Linked DNA regions of Homo sapiens: region 2 is linked to region 1. The links are chromatin contacts, found by Hi-C or POLR2A ChIA-PET in ENCODE. All regions are on one chromosome and are shown on one strand. The core of a region is the stretch at or near the end of the contact, and the rest is flanking DNA. Distances in the headings are between cores, read along the strand shown.

Region 1 (4,981 bases), core at 2,399-4,898:
CAATTCCAATCAGCGAGGGGTTACTTGGCCAGGAGGTATCTGAAGGGGAGGTTTATGTGGGTGCAAATAAATTGGGCCACGGGGAGCATTATACATAGTTTCTGTGCGTGTGTGTTTCGGTTGTAGGGTCTTTACTGACTTTTTTCACTTGGTTCAAAATACAAGAGGGTATCTTGATCACTGTATTTAGGGGTACACAACTTTTCTTGTGTCTCAAATTCTAATAATAAGGCACTGCTTGTGCTCTTTCCAGATCTCTCACTTACGTCTCACTCAGCTACAAGTGGTGGATACTATTACTCTTCCTCCTTCTCCTTGTTTTACAGAAGGGAAAAGTGGGGCTTGCAGAAGCTTGGCAAAATAGCACAGGCAGTAATACTGCAATACAGCCATGTAATACTTCAAGATGGTGTATGATTAAAGCGGTTGGCTGAGAACATTTGGGAAAATTTTAGTTCTGGTGTAACAAACTGTATCCCAGAGACAGTGCTATATGCTGGGCTTTCAAAGAGCAGGTAAATGCAGCTCCCCTCTGTCCTTCCAGGAGCTCAGGAGCTCAGGAGCTCAGGGGTTAATGCGAGTAAATAATTTGGGTCTAAGCTGGTGAGTGCTGTCCAGAGGGTCCCAGGAAGCTGTGGCTCCAAGAAGGGTGGAGGGGATGGTCAGAGGCGCCTGGGGAAGAAGCTGGGGTCCTGGCCAGAGAAGACCTAGCCTGACCCCAGGGTGCTCCAGCCTCCATCAGAACAGGAGGCTGATGTCAGGGCTGTCTCTGAGCCTGTCTGCAAAATGGGTGCACAGCAGATCTGCCCTACTCCTGTTAACCAGCTGCTGCGAGAATCAGATGACATGCTGCAGAGGAAGGCACTCTCTACAGGGTGCATGTGCTGAGGCGGGCGGATCAGTTGAGATCAGGAGTTCGAGACCATCCTGGGCAACATAGTGAAACCCCATCTCTACTAAAAATACAAAAATTAGCCAGGTGTGGTGGTGGGCGCCTGTAATCCCACCTACTCAGGAGACTGAGGCACAAGAAACGCTTGAACCCGGGAGGCGGAGGTTGTAGTGAGTTGAGATTGCACCACTGTAGCCTGGGCGACAAAGCAAGACTGTCTAAAAAAAAAAATATATATATATATATATATATAAAATATATATGTATAATATATAATATATATACAAACACACACACATATATATGGGGGCTTGGACACAAAGAGGCAATAGGGTCCTCACCTCTAGGTTTTGTAAAACCCACCATTTATAGAATAATTGAATAGTGAGTTTTAACAATTTAGTGGTGGGAAAATGTCTGTTTTAAAAATATACAGTGCATCCAAATCTATGAAAATTTCCCATCCACCTCTGTGCCAAGCCACACAGTTTTCCTCCCTAGAGATAACACCCTTAGCAGTTCCCGATGTCTCTTTTCAGAGGTGGTTTGTGGTGCACACACAGGTGGGCAATGACACGTCCCACATGCTGGGAGTACTACCTTTAAGGGATTTATAATGAAGAGAGCTTCCAGCACATCATACAATGGGGAACTCTTGAAAATGGCTGGGAAATGGAACATCTTGGGCATCAAATTATACTCCATCAGTAATTCAAACCAGGGTTTCTCGACTTCAGCACTATTGTACTGATATTTTGGGCCGAAATGTTCATTGTCCCGGGAGGTAGGAGTGGAGAGGGAGCTGTCCTGTGCACTGTAGGATGTTCAGCAGCAGCCCTGGCCTCTACCCACTCAATGCCAGGAGCACACGGCTCCTCCCACTTCAGTTGTGGCTGCCAAAAATGTCCCCTGGGGGAAAGGGAGCAACATCACCCCATTAAGAACCGCTGTTCTAAACCTTGTATGACATCTGTAGAAAACTGGCAGATAAGAGAAAAAATGTAGAAGATTCAAAGGGATAGGAAAGAGAAATCTGTGAAGACAATGGAAAGAGCCTGTAGTCCCAGTTACTTGGGAGGCTGAGGCAGGAGGATTGCTTGAGCCCAGGAATTTGAGGTTGCAGTGAGCCATGATCGTGCCACTGCACTCCAGCCTGGGAGACAGGGTGAGACCCTGTCTCGAATGAACAAAAAACTCAAAGGTTATTATTCCGTAACTATTGAAAGAATCTTTTCATGAAGGATGGTAATAACCAGCTTTCTATCTCCACACAGAGCAAAGTAAAAAGAAGTAGGTTTAAATGGAAGAGAAATTAAAACTGGACATACAGATGGTTAAATATTAACAACGGCCCCTGAATGGCACTTTCTTTCCTAAAGATCTTCATGAGCAGAATAATCTAGGATGGCTAGGGATTGTTCCCTCGGGACTTTGTGGTTAAGAATTCAGGATCTTCAAGTAATGAAATCTGCATTAAAAAATTAGCCAAAACTGTTTGTTTATTCCATAATCATGTCTATATGGTGCTTTTAAGAAAACAATTTTTTTGTTGCTATAAAAGCAATACATATTCACTGTGGAAAAATTAGACGATATCTCTAAGCTTAAAAGAAGAAAAATTTAAAACACCCTTAATCCCACTAACCAGTGAGATACCATGTTTGATACTTTAGTGAATTCATTTCCTAATAGTTTTCTGTGTTCGCAAAGGTATATGTGTAGATATAAATATATTACACCTACATAGAAACGACGGATCACTCAGCACATAATGCTTTGAAGCTTCCATTTTTTTTCCCATTTAATCCGCTGCACATGTCTTTTTCCATCCGTGTGTACCACCGTATTAGTTTTAATTCTTCCACTGCACAGATGGCTTATAATTTAAAACATCCCCTGTTTTTGGAGATTTAACTTGTTTCCAGTGCTTTGAGATCATAAGTAATATTGCAGCAAACTTTCCCTAGTCAGGGGTTTGCACACCGTTCTTCCCCCCACCCCCACTCCCCACACCCCAGGACAAATTCTTGGACATCAAGTTGCTGGAGCACATGATACCAACAGCTGTAGGGCCCGGAGTAATTGGCGAAACTGTGTATCTGTAAGGCATTTGGTAGGAAAAATGCTAAACAGACCACCAGAAAGATTGCTCAACTTACATTCCCATGGGTGGTATTGGTTTTTGCTTTTTTTGGTTTTGTTTTTTAATCTTGGCTAAAATGACAATTTGAAAGGCGAGGGTGGAGGGTGTTCAGACAGCTCTCTCATTCTGTTGAGAATTGCTTGGCCCAGTTCTGGGCCTTGTCTGAATTGCCGGTTTGCTGCAATGTTTTTTACAATTGAGCAATCACCTAGAAAAAAGAGAAGGTGAAACTAACCTACTGCAAAAAAACTGCTCCAGGATGAAGAAGGTTGCCTGTATTTCGTCATTTCAGCCAAGCCGGAATACGGAGCAAGGCTGTCTGCACCGTGCTACCATCCTCTTCAGGCTGCAGGGCATTTTGTATACCCACCACCTCCCATTGATGCTGGAAAATCCGGTCACAGAATTCCGTGCAGCCCAGCCCCTGAGGGTGGGGCGTCCTGTCTCCGGGACGCCGGGTTTTCTCTGGACACGAATGCTCCGGGGGTAGGAGGCGAATGACACTGGCACGGCGGGGCTCCGGAGCCAAGAGGTGACCAGGCTGGCTGGGCAGGGCTGAGTGGCTGGGCCGAGCACGTGATGCTCCCAGCCGGCCTCCGGGGCCCTCCGGGCTGAAATCGACATTTGCCTCTGGCAGGAAAATGAGCTTGTCAGTTTCTGCCTCCATTAGACCCTCAACCCAAAGGAGCAGGAGATTTCGGTAGCGTTTTAACTTTATCTCAGAATCTGAAAGCGGAAGGTAAGCTGCTTATCACTCAGAAAAACAAATTTGAGAGGAGTGACCTAGTAAAGTACACTGCGACTTTGTTGATTTTTAAAATCTGGTGTTGAAAATAATTGATCGCTGTGAGAGTCAAGGGCTGTATTTATCCCCAAATTAGAGATTAACCTTCTGAACAGAAATTTGGTTAATTTGGAGGGAATCACGGTATAAGGGCCAGGGTTAAATATAGAAGGACACGAAAGCTGATGGAATAAACTGCAAGTAAACTTAACTCTAGCCTGCTTGTAAAACAATCTATTTCATGTCTCCTTCAGGGCTGTGAGCAAAGGGAATGTTAAAATTGTGATTTTTAACTCAAGTGAAAGTAAATGAATCTATTTGCAATTGGAATACAAATAAAAGCAGTCTTTGCTTTTGTCCTTTTACATTTCAAAAACGCTTGTGTATTTTGGCAAAAGAAAAGTTTATATGTGCACTGCTTAAGTTTGAAATACGCTATTTCAAATTTACAAAATTATCACAGTTGTAATTTTCTAAAGTCTTTCTAGGCAAGGCTGTTTCAGTTGTGAATGAGAAATGTTGACATTGTACATATTTTCTGTGATAGTAAAATGACTCACTTCTTCAGAATGTGATAAAGATTAGAAAATGTGAAATAATGAGTTATTGTGAATTAAGTCATGTCTCAGAGATTAAATGCCTTGCCAGAAGATGTAAGAAAACAGAGACACAAATACAACCATGCTCACGTAGCAGTGCTTTATTTTAAATCATCACATATTTAAGTAAGTAGTAGAAATACGTGGTGTCACCATTTTTTCCTTTGGCAAATACAAATTAATATTGGAATGCAGCTATTCAGAGTAATTAAAGCATTATTCATCCGTGCAATTAGTATAATGTTCCATAATGAATTGCTTTGAACTAAAGTGTTTGGTATAATACTCGATATACGGCTTGAAACATAGAAACTCTAGGCAAAGTATGTCCATGCTATATTTTGTGTCATTTTGATTTGCACAAAATGTTTATTTCTCCACTGCATTTGATAAATACTAGTTTTAAAATAAAACATGAAATTGTATTTCCTTTCACTGTAATCCCTTTATTGCTAATTCTTTTGAAATCCTATTACTCGCTTGGAGCCTGTAATAATTTGGATTTCTCCTCCTGTGTGTTGTTTTTCATAATTCTTCGCGAAAGGCCAGGCAAGCTGCACACA
Region 2 (4,455 bases), core at 801-3,300, 38 kb before region 1:
TTTGGCTGCTCAAGAATGGCCAATGTCAAGGGCCTCAGATGTGTCATTTTCTCAGATATTCCTCCTAACAATGCCCCAGGTGGGAACTGTTCTCACCCCAGCCCCAGTGGGAGCCCAGAGGGGGTGAATGGCTTGACCAAGTGTACCTGGCTAGTATGTGTTCCAGCCAGGACTGGGACTGGGACTTGGGCACGGGTCTCTGCTGTTGCCCACTGCTCTCTGCCACCCTTTCCGTGCTCACAGGGTGAGCAGGGGTGGCTGCCCTGCCATCTCAGATGGCCATGCTGTCTCATTTCAGCCTGTGTGCCAGCACCCTGACGGTGTCCTCGGGGAGCAGCCGCGGGTCCCTAGCCTCCAGCCGTGGGTCTCTGGCCTCCAGCCGGGGCTCCCTGAGCTCGGTCAGCTTCACGGACATCTACGGCCTCCCGCAGTACGAGAAGCCCGACGCTGAGGGCAGCCAGCTTCTACGCTTCGACCTCATTCCCTTCGACTCTCTGGGGCGAGATGCTCCCTTTTCAGAGCCCCCAGGCCCCTCGGGCTTCCACAAGCAGAGGCGGTCCCTGGACACGCCCCAGTCCCTGGCATCGCTGTCCTCCCGCTCCTCGCTGTCCTCGCTGTCGCCCCCAAGCTCGCCCCTGGACACGCCCTTCCTCCCTGCCTCACGGGACTCGCCGCTGGCGCAGCTGGCGGACAGCTGTGAGGGGCCAGGCCTGGGCGCCCTAGACAGACTGCGGGCACACGCCTCGGCTATGGGGGACGAAGACTTACCAGGCATGGCGGCCCTTCAGCCACACGGGGTCCCCGGGGATGGGGAAGGGCCGCACGAGCGAGGACCCCCACCAGCCAGCGCTCCCGTGGGTGGAAGTAAGTGCGGATGTGGCCTCCTGCGGGGCGAGGGTTACCTGCAGGGCGGAAACTGTGGGGTCCAGAGTGAGGATGGCTGGCTTTCCAGGTCCATGGTGAGCTTTACGTTTAGGAATATTGATGTGATCGGGAAGAGCACACACCTGCTCTTTCTGATCTGTGTTGGGGAAAGATCATTGAAATTGACAAAGTTGTCTTTCCTAGGTATTTGGCTTGTTTTCAAAAAATACTTAATTGTTGAAAACTAGGGTAAGAACTACACAGGCTTCCACATTCAGAGGCTGCTGGAGATGGATTAGGGCCTTCATGACCTTTGCAGCGTGCGTGCCGAGATGGAACCGTCAGTGTGTGCCCGCCTGAGACCATTATGCCAACAGGTGTCTGGTTGTAGCTAGTGGAAATCTTGACTTCTTTTGTTGCTTTGACATCTCTTTATCTTTTATAGTTTTCATAGTTTCCAAGAACATAGGTCTATCAAATGTGGAAGTGAAAATAATTGTGTAATTTCAAAAGACATGCCTGTAAGTATCGGTCATTTCTACTGATTTGGTTTCTCTGGTGATTCTTCAAATGGAAAAACACGGAGCTCCGTGGAGCCTCATCCATTCAGTTGGTGTTGGTTCAGCTCCTCCTCGGAGCTGGGGTCTTTCAGCTTGTAGCCTGCTTGGAAGACCAAACTGCTATTGAAGGGAATATTGACCCCATGTGCTTTTCTCAGCCACCCATGGCAACTTTATCTTCCTTTGGTTTTAAAGAGGATCAAGAACAAGGTCTCCCGTTCCTGAAGTTCAGCCCATTTAATTGACTTTTATTTGCACGGCAAAAATGTTTTAAATGTTCCATTTAGGCAAACACTAGATAATTTGTGCAGCATAGTGGATCTCAGCCAGGGGTGTTTTTGCGTCCTGCCCCTGGGGAACACTTGGCAATGTCTGGAAACATTTTTGGTTGTCACAACTAGGGGATGGGAGATGCTCCTGGCATGCACAGGGCAGCACCCCCTCCCCCTCGAGAATGGTCCAGCCCCAAATGTCAAGAGGGCTGAGGCTGAGAAACCCTAGTCACGTACTATGGAGTATTTATGCGGCAAGGGGTAGAAATAAAACTAGAGAGCAGAACCAGTGTGGTGTAGTGGAAACAGCTTCAAACTAGCAGCTGGGAGACCAGGCTTTTGTTCCCTGCCCTGTCCACTTCTAGCTGTGTGACCTTGAACACATACCTGGACTGAGTCTCACCTTTTCCACCCTTGAATGCAGTGATCTTTGTGACCCCTTCCATTTGCCACCATTCTGTTACCCAAGAGATAGATGGATTGGTAGATCAATAGATAGGTTGATCACTCTATAAAATAGTAGTCTGTTGGCACTTACGTGCGTAACCAGAGGCCATCATGTTCTGAGACTGCCCCAGGGCTTTTTGGCATCTCTATTTTGGTGTCTGCCCCTGTGTTTGCAAACACACTTTGGTATCCCCAGATACATTGTTTCTGAAGTCCATATATGCAGGTATCCTTCATTAGCTTTGTTCCTCTTTATAACCACAGGTTGATTGCTCCATGTTTATTCCGTTCAGTCAGAAAAGAAATATCCAATTAGGACTTCTTTCTTAGTCTCCCTCCTCTCTCCCACCACCTTCTCCTTAAGGGATTGAGATTCCAGAATGTCAGTCTAGTTAGGCATAAAATCTGCACAAGGCCCAAGGGCCACTTTGGGTCAGAGGAGAGACAGAGTGGGAGGGAGAAGCGCTGACTTAATTTCACATCCTGGTTTCTTTATTTTTTCCTTTGCTTTCCGTGGCAGATGCTATAATGGTTGAAACTTCTTGGACTGGGAAGTATTTGCTTACGTGTGTAGACACTGCCATCTCGTGGTGGAGCCATATGTCATTCGTGATTATTTCTTGTATTACACTGCCATCTTGTGGCGGATTCGTATATGACATTGGTGATGAATTCTTGTATGGCACTGCCATCTGGTGGCGGATTCTTATATGACACCGCCAATAAATTCCTGAGTGACACTGCCATCTGGTGGTAGATTCTTATATGACATCGGTGGTGGATTCTTGCGTGACACTGCCGCCTAGCGGTAGCTTTTTATGATACTGCCATCTGGTGATGGTTTTATATGTTACATATATTACATTGTTTCAAGGACACATATGTATTATGTTGTTCTAAGGACACGTTTATTTGTATCCTTAGAAACTTGAAATAGTTGACCCTGCTGGGTGTCCCCAGAGGGCCGGGTTGGGTAGCCAGCTTCAGGCATGGACACAGGGGGGGCTCCTCGCCTCCCCTGCCCCATCATGTATCAGCTGTGCTGGGAACACTGCAGTCTAAGTTTGGCCCCCAGCAAGTCTTAGTAAGACAAAATTTTTGTAAGATAAAAATCAAAGTTGTCCAAACTTGCAAACCAGCCTCTGAATGATTTTTTCCTTGTGTTTTCAATCAATCGGAGGAAACAGAAGGCAGGTCAGAGGAGTGGGGCAATACACTGTGATTTTTCATACTATTTACGTTTTTGTTACAGTTTTGTCTTCCCTGGATTTTAAAAGTCAAATGTGTTATGATTATGAAATACTTAGCTATTTTCATCTACCCATTAGTATTTGCTAATCAAAACCTGTAAAAATCTTGACTTTGCTCATATTGATGTTTTTATGATATTGATATTCTGTTTAATGTTGTTGGCTTAAATTCTGCAGTGTTTTCACTTTGTGCTTTTTTTTTTTTTTATCTCCTCATGCGGCTCGACAGAAGTGCTCACTGTAAGTGGCCTTGGGAGTCCCCTTGCTCAGCGTTGTTGCTCAGGCCCCAGGCATACGTTTGTGCTGTGGATGGATGTGTTCAGGATGGCTGGGGTGTGGCCAACGACGGTTATCTTATAGCTGTGCTTCAACACAAGTTGGCAATTGGCCTTATTGTTATCTCATTGTTAATATTCAAGCTGTTTAAGAACTTTCCTAGAAGCTTTCACTGTTCATTCCCTGTATGTGTTTGTTTCTGGAATGTAATGGCGTTCGTTGCTGTCATATGCCACCTGGCAGCTCTGCTATGCTGTGGTTTTGACTGTATTTTCTTCCTTTTTACCAAGCACTGTTCACATCCTTGGCTCTTAGTGTCTGTCTGTCTTGAATGATGAAAAGGGAGTAAAGAGATTTTCACATGAACATGGGGAAGATTTGACCCTTGTCTCCCTGGCACTGCTCCTGAGGGTCCACCTCTGTGCCTTGAAGCCCCAGGGCAGGTGTCCGGGGTGTGGAGCGTGGAGTCTGTGCTTTTTCTCAGCCGGGGCAGTTGCCGACAGGACTTCCTCCTGGCAGTTCCTACTTCCACCCACCCTGTGGGTCCAGTGACTCAGCCTGGGCTTCGAGGATTAGCTCCTTCATTTCTTTCCTCTCTGTATTGACTTCTATGGCAATGATGAGAGAGAAACGTGGCCAGACTTGCGCCTTGGGCTGGGTTGGTTGCAGGTGCTTAGGCTCATTACCTGGTGCTGTTTCCCTGCAGGCATCTACAGCTGAGTCTGGGGACCACGCGTGTCAAGGCTGGGAATGCAAATGGTAGTGGTGGTTTCCTTTGCTGGGGGT

What was found. A loop is a pair of places that touch in the nucleus more often than their neighbours do. ChIA-PET counts read pairs that join two places held with the same protein, here RNA polymerase II (POLR2A). Pooled maps may share reads with other maps.
Region 2: a loop to region 1 is called in a map of B cell, with 5 times the contacts of the local background. The contact joins the enhancer-like site here to the promoter of CLCN4 in region 1. A Hi-C loop is called at or near these places in 5 of 168 maps with a recorded cell type or tissue (B cell, Calu3, GM12878 and 2 more), 21 of 37 single-sample maps with no recorded cell type and 11 of 50 pooled maps. POLR2A ChIA-PET finds 5 or more read pairs at or near these places in 1 of 52 experiments (activated B cell).

What each region holds. Positions count from the first base shown.
Region 1 is chrX:10,153,327-10,158,307 of GRCh38, forward strand. CLCN4 (chloride voltage-gated channel 4) reads left to right here and starts at 3,649. Exons shown (of 13, transcript NM_001830.4): 1 at 3,649-3,774; 2 at 4,963-4,981.
Region 2 is chrX:10,116,826-10,121,280 of GRCh38, forward strand. WWC3 (WWC family member 3) reads left to right here. Exons shown (of 24, transcript NM_015691.5): 12 at 299-864. Among named protein-coding and RNA genes, the nearest start is that of CLCN4, 38 kb to the right of the region's middle. RefSeq lists an enhancer at 2,604-2,898. Within about 2 kb of position 2,051, at least 2 of the 41 ENCODE cell types and tissues checked have a DNase peak (open chromatin) inside an H3K27ac peak, as active enhancers do; they include B cell and OCI-LY7, where a contact is called at or near this core.